Linked DNA regions of Homo sapiens: region 2 is linked to region 1. A link is a contact called in ENCODE Hi-C data. All regions are on one chromosome and are shown on one strand. The core of a region is the stretch at or near the end of the contact, and the rest is flanking DNA. Distances in the headings are between cores, read along the strand shown.

What was found. A loop is a pair of places that touch in the nucleus more often than their neighbours do.
Region 2: a map of CD8-positive, alpha-beta T cell shows a loop between it and region 1 (5-fold over the local background). The contact joins the promoter of LLGL1 here to the promoter of SMCR5 in region 1. A Hi-C loop is called at or near these places in 1 of 168 maps with a recorded cell type or tissue (CD8-positive, alpha-beta T cell).

The regions. Positions count from the first base shown.
Region 1 is chr17:17,776,423-17,783,096 of GRCh38, forward strand. SMCR5 (Smith-Magenis syndrome chromosome region, candidate 5) reads right to left here and starts at 3,107. Exons shown (of 1, transcript NR_024007.1): 1 at 264-3,107. All of the region lies in intron 2 of RAI1 (retinoic acid induced 1), which reads left to right. All of the region lies in intron 1 of LOC124903942 (a long non-coding RNA gene), which reads right to left. RefSeq lists enhancers at 2,334-3,223, 4,113-5,002, 6,138-6,638 and a silencer at 6,310-6,559.
Region 2 is chr17:18,224,385-18,230,894 of GRCh38, forward strand. LLGL1 (LLGL scribble cell polarity complex component 1) reads left to right here and starts at 1,251. Exons shown (of 23, transcript NM_004140.4): 1 at 1,251-1,379; 2 at 5,557-5,654. The coding sequence starts at 1,299. RefSeq lists silencers at 913-1,392, 1,543-1,712 and an enhancer at 6,135-6,510.

The sequences.
Region 1 (6,674 bases), core at 1,857-4,356:
TCCAGTGGCGCGATCTCAGCTTACTGCAGCCTCCACCTCCTGAGTTCCAGCGATTCTTGTGCCTCAGCCTCCTGAGTAGCTGGGATTACAGGTGTGTATCACCATGCCCAGTTAATTTTTGTATTTTTATACAGATGGAGTTCCACCATGTTGGCCATCCTGGCCTCAAGTGATCATCCCACCTTGGCCTCCCAAAGTGCTGGGATTATAGGCATGAGCCACCGTGCCTGGCTCACTTTTTTTTTTTTTTTTTTTTTTTTTTTGAGAGAGGGTCTTGCTCTGTCGCCCAGACTGTGCAGTGGTGCAGTCACAGCTCACTGCAGCCTGACTTCATGGGCTCAAGCAATCCTCCTACCTCAGCTTCCCAAGTAGCTGGGACCGCAGGCAAACACCACCTCACCTGCCTAGTTCATTTTTTTTCTTGTAGAGGTAGGATCTCCCCATGTTACCCAGGCTGGTCTCAAACTCCTATGCTCAAGCAATCCTCCTGCCTTAGCCTCCCAAAGTGCTGGCATTACAGTGTGAGCCACTGCACCCGGCCCTGTACACACTTTCTACACTGCACTTTTTTTCACCAACTTGAAGACTGCTCCAATTAATCCATGTGGTGCTTCCATTCTCTGAGTACTCAGCCAATAGAACCTCCCAGATGTATCTCCCTCATCCCCCTTGGATGGACAGCTAGGGGATCCCGTGTTTTGCTGCTGCAAAGGACATTGCAGTTGGTAGCCTTGTGCAGATGACTTCGGGCCCAGGTTAGAGGGCACATGTAATTTGCATTTGGGTCCATATTGCCAGAAAGCTCTCCAAAGAGGTAGTACCATTTTACCCTCCCATCCCCAACTAGATTGGGCACCTCTTTCCCCATGCCCTCACCAGCTAGGCAGATGCTCTGTGCCAAGAAAACCAAACAGCTGCTTCCCTTACAAATACTCAAGGGCCTGGGCATGTGTGGGGGCCTGAGTCCAGCCTGCACCCGTTACCAACTGCAAGATCTCAGGCAATAGGCTTCACCCCGTGGGGCTCAGTTTCCTCATCTGTAAAACAGTGGTGATTGGATTATGGTGAGAAGTTTGTAGATGCAAATGCCTAGGACAGTGCCTGGAACATCGAGGCCCCAGGTCAGAAGTGGCTGTTCTTACGAGTCTGCATGAGTCTTGTACCCCATGACTGCAGTCATGGGGATGGGGGCCCAGCCCCTAGGATGGATGCTCAGGCCTCAGACCTGTGTTTTGGGAAGGGATGAAGGGAAGGGAAGAGCAATGTGGGGAATTACCAAGGGGAAAGGGTGGGATTAGCTTATCCCAGCTTCCCACTGTGCCAGTGGGGAAACTGAGGCCCAGAGGGGCCCAGGCCTTGAAGTGATTGCAAGTTCAGCAGCATGAAACTGCTCTTTATCCGTGCACTGCTGTCAGGAACAAATGCTGAATGGAGAGTCCGGAGGGTTGCCCAGGCCACTGCAGGACCCAAGCTCTGAGACTGAGGGCTTGGGGACACAGAGCCAGAGCCTTGTCCTGAAATCCTGGAGGGTGCTCCTTGGACAGGACAAAACTTGTATTCTCTCTCTGAGCCCAGCCTCAGCAGAACCCAGAGTCTTCCAGGGCTGAGATCTTGCCGTACCAGCTGCGGTCACAGACCTGCCACACTGGCTTGACCTGGGAGTTCCTTACAGCTGCAGAACCCCTGTCCCACCTGACCCGCTGCATCAAAATCTGCGTCTCACCAGGATGTACACTTTAATGTTTGAGGAGCACTGAGACTCAGCCAGGATGATACTCTACCTGCCTGCAGGTACAGGCCGCTGCTCTATGGGCAGACCTCAACCCTCAGCCCCAGAATGTCCTCCCCAGCTCTGTCGCAGACATACGTGGCTCCCTGGGAGGCATAGAAAGTACAAGACTTGGACCTGGCTCCCCATGAACTGGTGGCCCTGGAAGTTGCTACCTTTTATTGAGCCCCTGCCAGCTACCAAGCACATTATCCCATTTCGTCCCACAACAGCACTGAAAGTTTGCTGTTTAATTTAGAGTATCTTGCAGCTTAGGCACACAAAGCACAGAGAGGTTAAGTAAACTGCCCAAGGTCACCCAGCATATACATATGCAGGAGCTGGGATATGAATCCAGAGCTGACCCCGGCACCAGAGTCTAGCCATTTACAATCAGAGTGGGCATGGGGGCAGATGGTGGCTCCTCTCACCCCTGAAACCGGAGCCCCAGCCCCTATGAGCCCTCACAGTTCATTGGTCTGGCTGTGGTGAATCTGACCTCTCAAAAGCCTCCCTTTCCGGAGCAGAGGCCTGCGATTCTCCATGCTGGAGAGCCCGCCAAGAGGGATTCTCCTACAACTTTCCAGAACACAGCAGTTCTGGGGCCAGGCCAAGCTAGCTATGTACAGCTGGAAGAGGCTCTCTCCCCCAGATGCTGAGTGACTAGAAGCCAAGAGGGAGGGAGTTCTGGAATGGTCTGCAGCAGCTGGAGGTGAGGCCTGAGGGGGCTGGGGCGGGGCCTGGGAAGAGGGGCCAGTGCACAGAGTATTCTGAACCGCAGAAAGTATTCTGTTCACTCTGGGAGAAAAACAAGAGTGTTGTTCAAAACAGCTGGACGCCAGGCCCAGTTGCCCTCGCCTGGTTTTTACTCTTAAACACCTTCGCATTTCATGGCTGTTCCAAAGAGAGAGAAATCAGCCAGTTGTCCATTCAGACACAAGACAAGGCATCAGCCGACAACCAAAGGCAAATATTTTCCGTGGTGAGGAAAGCCTCCCGGGTGGCCCCAGGCCTGCCTCTGGAGCAGTGGCTGGCTGGTGGCTGGCTCTCCCCGAAGGTCGCTGCTTCTGGTCAGCAGACTGCGTGTCTGGGGGACTGGCCAGGATCCGCACCCACCCAGGGAGCGCTGGGGGCAGCGGGGCGGCCATCCTAGGCCCGTAGTAAATGGAAGCTCCCTTCCTGGCATGAGAGCAGCCAGGCCTCCAGGGAGGCCAGGACAGCGTGGGCCCCACAGTTCCCTGTCTTGAAACCCCAGCCCTTGATATCAAAATGGGACCTGTTAGTCTGTTGTCGGGGAGGGGGATTTAACTGCCCAAAGCTCTTAGGCCCTGAGTGAATTTTTTTCAGCACAACAGTAGCTACACACAGTTGAAGAGTGTGGCACATGGCTACATAGGGTTTGTATTTGGTCTACAGATGAAGGAACAAGACCCATGTGGACTTAGGCCTCATTATCATAATTCTGCAGCCCCAGGAGCCAAATCCCCACATGGAAACCCTTAGTAGGTAGCCTGGCCAAGTGGGTAGCGGGAAATCAGTGATGGTAGGCCCTGGGACTTCTCTCTAGTCCCCTCCCCACCCTTTTTTTTTTTTTTTTTTTTTAATAGACGGAGTCTCGCCCTTGCCCAGGCTGGAGTGCAGTGGCGCGATCTTGGCTCACTGCAGGCTCCGCCCCCCGGGGTTCACGCCATTCTCCTGCCTCAGCCTCCTGCATAGCTGGGACTGCAGGCACCCGCCACCTCGCCCGGCTAATTTTTTGTATTTTTAGTAGAGACGGGGTTTCACCGTGTTAGCCAGGATGGTCTCGATCTCCTGACCTCATGATCCGCCTGCCTCGGCCTCCCAAAGTGCTCGGATTACAGGAGTGAGCCACTCCACCCAGGCTTTTTTTTAAGACAAGAGTTTTACTCTTGTCCCCAGGCTGGAGTGCAATGGCGCAATCTTGGCTCACTGCAACCTCCGCCTCCCAGGTTCAAGCAATTCTCATGCCTCAGCCTCCCGAGTAGCTGGAATTACAGGCGCATGCTACCATGTCAAGTTAATTTTTATATTTTTAGTAGAGACGGGGTTTCAACATGTTTGCCAGGCTGGTCTCAAACTCCTGACTTCAAGTGATCCACCCACCTTGGCCTCCCAAAGTGCTAGGATTACAGGCGTGAGGCATCGCACCCGGCCACCCACCCTTTTTTTCTCCCAAGAAAACCAGTTTTCTGAAATTTTCAGGGGGAACCAGGACCTCCTCGCCCATGTCTTTCACCCCTGGGTGCCTGTATCCTGTATTCACCAAAGCCCCACGGGCATCTCCCCGATTGAGGTCCCACCCCTCAGGGCCTAGGACAGGGGGACCAGGGAGGGCCCCCAGAGGCTGGAGTTTGGAATACCCCCTTCTCTTCTCTGGAGCTCAGTTTGCATGTCTGTGAAATGACAGGTGATGTCACCTCCCAGAAGGGCAGTTTGAGAGAAGTAAAATCTATTGAGGCACCTTGGACACAGGAGGGGGTCAGACGGCATCAGCCTTTGAGGGTGCTGCAGTTACACGGCTCCAGCAGTCTGAGCCTTATCAAGACCTTTCCAGATATGAGGGAAGTCCATGCCCAGTGTCTAGCTGGCTGGGGGAGAAGCCCCTTGAGAACCCCCACTCTGTAATGCTAGGCTCTGCATTTGCTTAGGAGGCTGTGTCCCTGTCTCTCCCCTTCTGGGCCAGCCTTGCTTTCTGGGCAGGCCCAGGAGTGTCCCGGGCCCAGCACTCAGAGTCAGCGCTGTCTTTAATCTGTATTCCACAGGCATCCTCACCCCCTCCCCTCCCAGGAGCTAGGAACCTGCCAGGCTTCTTACCTCTCTGCTGGAATCTCCACCCCCCACCAGAGGCTGCCCTCTTGGGGAAGGGGCCCAGCCCTTGAGGCCTGTCTCCTCCAGACTAGCTAAACCACAGAGAGAACTCCATCTCAGGTTCCCAAATAGGCGGTATTCTTCCCCGCCACCAAGCTAGGCAGCTCCTGGCGGCTGGAATGCCCTGCTCCTTTCTCAGCCCACCACTTCCTCCAACCTTCCGTCCTCTGTGCTGCAGCAGGGAGTCTTACCCCACCTCCTTCAGGAGGGAGGTGCTCACGGGTTCCTATGCCTGTGGGTCTCCAGGATTGGGCACGGAGCAGTCTGCAAAATGTCAAGTGAGGGAGAGATCCAGTCAAAGCCCCAGGGGGGCCTCTGAGCTCAGTCAGCTCCTCTGCTGCTCCCCACCTCTTGGGGGAAGGACAGGCTGGGGTTTGCATGGGTGGCCTTTTGGAGAGCAGAGTAATGGGAGCCTACTTGAACTTCCTGCGGCCTCATTCCCTGACTGGGGGCGGAGGGTAGTCTGAGCTGCTGGCCTGGGGTGCTTGGCCGCAGGGGAAGGGGCTGGGAGGGAGGGGTCTGGGTGAGTCTAAGGGAGGGTGAGCCTGAAAAGGGGACGGCAGCACTAAACTGCCTTCGGGGAGTCCCCACTGTGCGCCCCTGGCACTTTCCCAGTCCCCTGGCGCGGTCGCAGGCACGGGTGGGGTCTGCCTCAAAGTTGTTGGTACGGCCAGCCCGCTGCTGTTTAAATGGTGTGTTTGTTTAGAGCGGCTTAGGGAGGGAACTGGAAATGGGGGGCGGGGGCAGCGCCCCACTTGGCGCCACCGCTGCCGGAGGGTCTGCGTGTTAGAAGCCCCAGCTTCGTAAATGACCGAAGAAGGGTGGGCGTTGAGGAGGGAAGGCCGAAAACCAACGGAGGGCTCGGGGCCCCGGGCCGGCCGCCCCCTTTTTGCGGGGGGAGAGCAGGAGCCGCCTCTCGCAGCCACTCTGCGCGCGGGGTGGGAGGGAGAGAGGGAGGCGAAGGGACGACAGCGCCGGGCTCCCCGCCCCCATCCCACCCGGTTCCAATATTTCGCAGAAAGGCACGCGGCTCCTAATCGGTCTTTTCCAGGCTGAGATTTAGCCGTGCGATGCCCGCGCAGGGGCGGGGGCCGCGGGCCAGGGGAGGCGCTCAGAGTCCGGAGCCGCCGAGCGAGGTGAGGAGCCCGCGTCCTCGGCTGGTGGAGCGGGCGGGCGGGCGCGCAAACCCGAGAGGCAGATATAGAAAGGGGGGCAGGTTAAAAATAACCCTCTCCGGCTGGGAAGCTCGCGCGCGCTCTCTCGCCTCGTTCGGTGCCAGAGGACTCCAGGGGAGGTGGCGTTGGGGAGGGCAGAGCGGGATTCCCCCTCCTCCGCCGGGCGGGGTGCCCGCCTGCGCGCCGCGGTTGCACGTGTGCGGGGCCGCGCGCCCGGGCCCCCTCTGCACCCGGTCGGTGGGTGCCCCCTCCCCAGGACCGGGCGCATCTGGCAGTGGCCCCCCGCCCGCAGCCTTGCGCGGCTGGAGGGAAGCGCTCCATTATTCATTATTTACGAGCGTTAATAGGTTTGAGCCACGGGGGCGGGGGGTTGGGGGGGCGACGAGGACCCAGTGGGGACCGAAGCATTAGAAGAAGGGATAGGGAGGGAGGGGGAAGGGCGGGGGCGGGGCTGTGCCGCGGCCTGGAGGAAGAGGTCTCGGCCTGGGGCCCGGCGAGCCGGGCGCACCTCTCCGTCAGGTTTCTCCACACCGCCGGCCGTCGAGGCTGCTCAGGGCGCCAAGAGGGCAGCACGGGCCTTAGATTTTGCTCTCGGCCTCTGTCCTTCGCGTCCTCGCCCTTACCGAGGCGTGGGGAGGGAGCTGCGGAGGCCGTACGCCCCGCCCTGCGCGCCCCTTGCCGCCGCCGCGTCCCCGCGGCAGCCCCGGCCTCATTTATCATCATCTTTGGTCAAGTGGAGTGTGCAAGGAACAGCTGCTTCACTCGGCTGACTTCGAGGGCGGCTACGGGAGAATCAGGGAGATGAATGATGGGGGCTGGTGGCAGCCCCCCGCGGTCCCCGC
Region 2 (6,510 bases), core at 1-2,500, 450 kb after region 1:
AGTCAGCTGAAACCAGGAAAGGGCTTTGAACAGCGCCTGCCCCGCAGTAGACACTTAGGGGCTTTACTGTCGTCATTCTCCCTCCTCTCACCTCCTCACTCACTCCTGGGCCCTCTTCCGGATCCAGCCCCAAATACGGGGAAGGGCTGAACACCGCCGGCCTGGCGTGGGTGGAGGGGGACAGCCAGGCCCCAAGGCTTGGCAGCCGCCTCGGGCTCAGAGGTCAGCTCCTGCTCCCTGGACACAGCTGGTGGGGTTGGGGCCTGTCCTACCTGCCCCACCTAAGCTTCTAGGACCTCCCGCAGCCCCAGCCCTGAGCCAGGCGGCCTATCCTCAGCCTGGAAGGAAAGGTTCAGCCTCGAGGCCATTGTCCAGATGAGAAAAGGCCTGGGAGGTGGGTGGGGACAGGCAGACGGCCCCTGAGAGTAGGGGCAGGGCTAAGCTTTGTTCAGACGCTGTTCTCTGCGGGGGGAGGTCCTTCCCCCATCTCCGTAAAGCTCCAATCCAACCCCAGAACAGTCCCAAATGCCACCTCCTGGGGATCCCGTCTCTTTCTTTGGCTAAGAAAGAATCCCCTGTGCTGTGACACAGAGCCTTTTGCGTTGGGTCCTGAAAGATGTGTAGGAGTTCCCCAGGGGCTGGGGGTGAGGAAAGAATTCCTGACTACAAAGCCAAGGCAAAAGCACGGCGGTGGGAGGTGCTCTGACAGAGCGGGGAACAGACGAAATGGAGTTCTGTGAAATTGGTAAAATATAAACTTGGCAATCACTTGACCAATGGTGTAGATGGGGAAACTGAGGCGCAGAGGGGCCAGGGAGTTGTTCCAGTCAGAGCTGTCTTGGCTTTCGGAACAGGGCTGCCCCATTACATGAGTGGGCACGTCGCTCGCTCTCTGGGAGGAGGAAAAAGTCTCCTCCAAGCCCGGGAACGTGCGCCAATCCCCCTCCAAAGCGCTTCCCCAGCCGCCCGCGCTGGAGCCCCGGCTCATGGACTACAAGTCCCGGCAGGCCCCGCGCCGCGGCGCATGCTAGGCGGGCGTCCCTTCGCGAGCCCGGCCGAGCCCGGGGGCCCAGTTCACCATTGTCTGGCCAACAGGGGCGGGGCGGGCGGCACGGCGGGCTCGCTCACTGGTCGGGCGGCGCGTCCGTCGCGCCCGGCGCCCACCCCCGTGCAGGCCCGGCCCCGCGCGCCCGCGCCCGGGCCGCCTGGCGCCCCGCCCGCGCCTTAGGACCCGCGGGGCCGCGCGGCGCATCCTGCGGGCGGCGGCGGCGGGCGAGGCGCCTGCAGCCGGGCGCAAGATGATGAAGTTTCGGTTCCGGCGGCAGGGCGCCGACCCGCAGCGCGAGAAGCTCAAGCAGGAGCTTTTCGCCTTCAACAAGGTGCGGCGGCGGCCCGGGCCCGGGCTCGGGCGGGAGGGGGCGGGACGGGGGCCTGGGCTGGGGGCCCGGGGTCGGAGCCACGTCGGGCCCGGGGGGCGGGGGCTGGCATGCAGCGCGGCGCGGGGCGGGGCCGGGCCGGGCCGCGCACCCCCTCGGCGGGCCCCGCTCTGGCTCGGACTCTGGGTGGGTCTGGGTCTCCGGCCGACTTTCCGTGTCTGCTCCCCGAGTCTCTGCGGGCCGCTCTGGCCCTGGCTCTGCCAGTCTGTGTGTGTGGGGGTCTGTCTCTGAGACTCTTTGCCTGTCTCTGGGTCTCTGTCCCTCTTTCTCCGCCGCTGACCGGCTGTCTCGCCCCAGTTGTGCCTGTGTGTGTGGTGGGGGTGTCTCTGCCTCTGCCCCTTCCTATCTCTGCCTGTCTCCCTTTATCTCTCTGCCTCTCATTTCTCTTGCTGCCTGTGCGTCTCTGAGTCTTCTTTGCCTGTCTCTCCCTGCGTGTCTCTCTCTCTGTCTCTGTGGAGTCTCTCGACCTCTGTCGCTCACTTCTGTCTCTTTATCCTTTTTCTTAGGGGCTCCATTGCGTCCCTGCTCGGCCCTTGGGACAGCCCTGGGGCCCGGTTTGTTTTGTGCTTTGGCACCCAGGAGGGTGAGAGAGTTAGTGGGGGCGAGGCAGCTGTGGGGGGTGCGGCTGGGAAATCCCTTCAAGGAGCCTCTCCTTCCTTCCCCCACTGCTCCAGGCTCTGCCTTGCCCTGCTCTGCCCTGCCCGGGGCTCCGAGTCCAGGGGACATGCCTGGCTGTGTACTACACTGCACTTCGCATCGTGGGGCCTCAGTTTCCCTAGCTGTGAAATGAGGCTACTTTTCTCCATACTGTGGGCCCTGGCTCCCTCTGCCACATGGGCCAGCTGTCCTGCCTTTCTGCACCAAGGTGGAGTGAGGTGGAGGCTTTTCCTTCCTTTCCCGGAGTGGGACACTAGGGGCCAGGGAAAGGGGCCGCCTCAGCCCCCGCCTCCCTCTGCACTGATGTTAGAGCAGGGCCTCAGCCCACTCCTGGCTCACTGCTCTGGGGACGTTGGTTTTGTCCTCATTCTTACCCCAGAGCCCACTGATGGCAGAGCCTCTCAGTGCTCTTCGAAATTAGAGTTATCTTCAAAATACAGGTGAGAAAATTGAGGTTCTGAGAGGGGTGACGGCTTGCCCGGAGTCAGAGTGAGCTGCACCAATATCTTTCTTGAGTTCTTGTGTCAGTGGGGTTGGATTTTAGCCTTGAGGGGCAGGGATTTTTCCAAGGGGCTGCTGTGGTCCTGGGCCAGTGTTGTGCCAGGCGCCCTGGGCTGCCTTGAGGAGACACTTGTCTTGGAGGAGGCTCTGGGACGGCTGGACCTGGAGTAGTGGAGGCACTGGGATGTCTCAGGGTTTCCCTGCCTAGGTCTGCAGTGATTGCCGATGAGAGCTGCCAGGACCCTCACACGGTGGCTGAGAACCTGCTAGGAACCTGAGAGGGGCCCAGAAGGGAAGCTGGTGCTCCGTGGTCCCCAGATGGCACCTATTTTCTGTGCCGGGGAGGCTGTGAGGGTGAGGTGAGAGGAGAATGGCCCTTCAGGGAAAGGCAGCAACAGGCACAGGGCTAAATGTCACTTTTTTTTTTTTGAAATGGGGTCTCACTCTCACCCAGGCTGGAGTGCAGTGGCACAATCACAGTCCACTGCAGCCTCACAACTCCCTGGCTCAGGTGATCCTCCCATCTCAGCCTCCTGAAGCTGGGACTACAGGCTCGTGTCACCATGCCCGGCTAGTTTTTGTATTTTTTGTAGAGATGGGGTTTCACCATGTTGCCCAGGCTGGTCTCGAACTCCTGGGTTCAAGCTATCTATCCATCCATGTTGGCTTCCCAAAGTGCTAGGATTACAGACATGAGCTGCCATGCCTGGCCTAAATGTCATTTCTTCAGCCAGTGAATTGGGGTGTGCAGTGGGGGCTGGAGACAGATGGGGGTGAAGCTCAGCCCACTCTGGCTAGCCTTGGGGTGGCGGAAAGTAAGGGCCCTCCGCTGAGGATGAAGCGTGGGCAGCAGTGGTGGAAAGTGGGGTGGTCTTGGGGAAGGGACTTAGTCACCTAAGTGGGTAATAGGTGATCGCTAGGGAATAGGCCCCTGATTCCTGAGCTTAGGGGGTGGGAGACAGGTCAGGAGTGAGCAGGGACTTTGGACTCTGAGTCTTGGGTTCAAATCCCAGTCCAGCCCACACATCGCCTGTGGAATGTGCCTTCTCTGTTAATACTGAGCCCCACTGTGTGTGAGGTCTCCAAGGTGCTGGGGACAACAGTAGTTACCAAAAAGGACAAATACCTGTTAACTCAGGTGGCTGATATAGTTGTGCAGGAGACAGTGAAAAGCCAAAACAAAAAAGTAAAATAGACTGTAGTTGGGATGGTAGCCAGTGCTGTGGATCAAATAAAGTAGGGCGAGGGGGTGAGAGGTGTGGCCAGGGCGGCTGCTGCAGCCAGGGTGGCCTTGGGAGGCTTCTCTGAGGAGATTACTCCTGAGCGACAGGAAGTGCTGGAGGAAGTGCGTTCCAGGCAGAGGGGCAGTAGGTGCAAAGGCCCTGAGGCACAAGCCTCCCTTAGCTGGGAGCCCCAGGAGGATCCTGAGCAGGGGAGGGACAAGGATCTGGCTGTGGCTTTCATAGGATCCCTCTGGCCTCTGTGGGAACAGACTGTAGTGAGTACCAATCCAGGCACGTGACGGTGGGGCCTGGAGCAGGGAGGGAGGTGACTTCTGTGTGTTTTGAAACTGAGTTGATGGGGCTCAGAAATGGACTGGACGTGGGGTATGAGGGAAGCAGATGCTGGACAGTGCATGTAACCTCCTTTCCTCGTTTGTAAAATGGGAAGGCTGTGGGGATTTGCGATGCAGTGTCCCGTCTCTGGACCCTGGTTGTAGCGAGGGACTGGCTAGACAAGGTCAGGTGCAGCAAGGGCGTGGTATTATTGGTGGGAGAGAGAAGCCCCAGCCAAATCGCCAACTCTGTCCTTAGGTGGGCTTACTGTCCCAAGGGCCCAGATGAGAGACTGAAGCTTGGAGAGTACTGAGTCTTGGAGAGTACTGTGACTTGCCCAAGGCCAGACAGCTAGGCCGTGACCAAACCAGCTGCCCAGAGGGCTCAGTCCCCACCTGGATGGGCAGAGGCAGGCAGGGAGGGAGGTTCGCGTTACAGGCTGGGAACTGGGGTTTCTTACAAATGTGCATCTTCCTGAGGCAGTGGGTCAGGAATTACCAGTGGTAAAAGTGAAAAATAAATAACAACAACAAGATAAAAGGAGTTACCAGTGGCCCACGTGGGTGTCCTGCACTGGTGTTCAGGATGGGGCTGGAGCTCAGCTGTGCAGGCTTCCCAGGGAGGGCACAGCCAGGCCAAAGACAGGAGACTGGTGCAGAAAGGGTGTGCTGTGAAAGGGGCAGGGGAGCGGGTGGGGAGCTGTTTCATCGACACTCTGGGCACACAGACCCCCTTAACACCATCTCCGCCCCTGATGGTTATGGGAGTCATGTTGCCCAGCTGTTGGCAGGTGGGGAGGTGGGAGGATGCCTTCGGGGTCCAGGCAGAAAGCTACCCCTCTCTGGGCCTCTGTCTCCCTGTGTCTGGGAGGAGTCAAAAGCCTCTGCCTAGCTGATCCTGGATGTTGTCCCTTGACCTCTGACCTCCACTCAGGCCTGTGTTTGGGGAGTGTCATGGTCATCTTGCGGGACTCCTCCGCAAGCTTTAGTCTGTGCCTCTAAAAATGGGGTGCAGAGCCCTTCATGGAGCAGGTGGGGCCTCATCAGTGCCTGCACCTCTGTGAGCCTTGCTTCACCTGTTTGTTGCTGGAGCCTCCATGCAGTGGGGCCCACATGAGCCTGTGTGCATTGAGGGGCACAGGGGCTTGGCAAAGGGCGGGCCTCTGTGGACTATGCACGCGGTACAGTCATGGTGGAGGCTAGGGGTTTAGCCACCTCCCCACCAACTGGAGGCATGATAACCCATTTCACAGTTGAGGACGCTGAGGCACAGAGCAAGTAGACCTGCCTCCTACCCCCAGTGTGTCAGCTGCAGACCCTGGAGGCTGCCTTGGGGTGGGCCTCAGGGTGGGCCATGGCAGAGGTGCCTGGGAGTGCTTACCCCCAGCAGCCCTCCCCTCCTTGCAGACTGTGGAGCATGGCTTCCCCAATCAGCCCAGCGCCCTGGCCTTCGACCCGGAACTTCGCATCATGGCCATCGGCACCAGGTCTGGGGCTGTCAAGATGTATCCTTTGCAGGACAGGTGTTCAGGGTCTGTTCAGGACCACCTGCCTGTAGTTCCCTGTGCTCTGGGGTCCCAGTCTTGGCAGTGTCCAGCTCGAGAGGAGGACAGAGGTGCTCTGATGGGCAGTAGTGGGGGCTTCTGCGGAGGTTGGCGTGGCTTCTGTACCTGAGACAACTGTGCAGAGATGATGGGGTCCTTTTGCTGAGAGACGGGTGGTGGGGGGTCAGTTTGCAGTAGCACAGCTGTCCCTTGCTACGTGTCAGCCAGCCAGTTACCTAGGCGACCCTGCCATCGTCCCAGCAACTCTGGGGAGGCCAGGCAGAAGGCTGGGCTATGATACCCATGGAGGGTGGCAGGTGGGCTGGGGGCCCTGGTGAGCTGATGCACACATGTGTGAATGTGAAGACACATGTGTTCAGCAAAGGGGCCTGGGGGCAGTGCCAGGCTCGGCATGGTGAGCACAGCACGGCCCCCACCTGGATACTGGCTGCTGCACAATGGGCTGTGTGAGCCACACAAAGCGGGCATTTTCCCTGCAGGCCTGGGGTGGGGGTGGGGGCAGGCCGGCAGCTCAGTGTCTCCTTGCCAGCCCTGGAGAATCCCACCCCAACTGCTCTTGGGGAAGCCGAGGTGCCAGGGTCTGGCTGATGGCGGCTTGGTGAGGGGTGCTGACCCCTACCCCTCCTGTGTGGCCTTCTGGGTTTCAGTATCCTGGTTTCAGACATCAGTTCCCAGAAAATGTGTCAGTGCTGGGAAAGGGGAGGGTGTGGGATGGGGGTCTCCTCACCCCAGGACTGGGGGCACTGATCAGGCAGGGATGGGACTCTGAGCCTGTGGTTTGTGAGCTCTTTGCCTA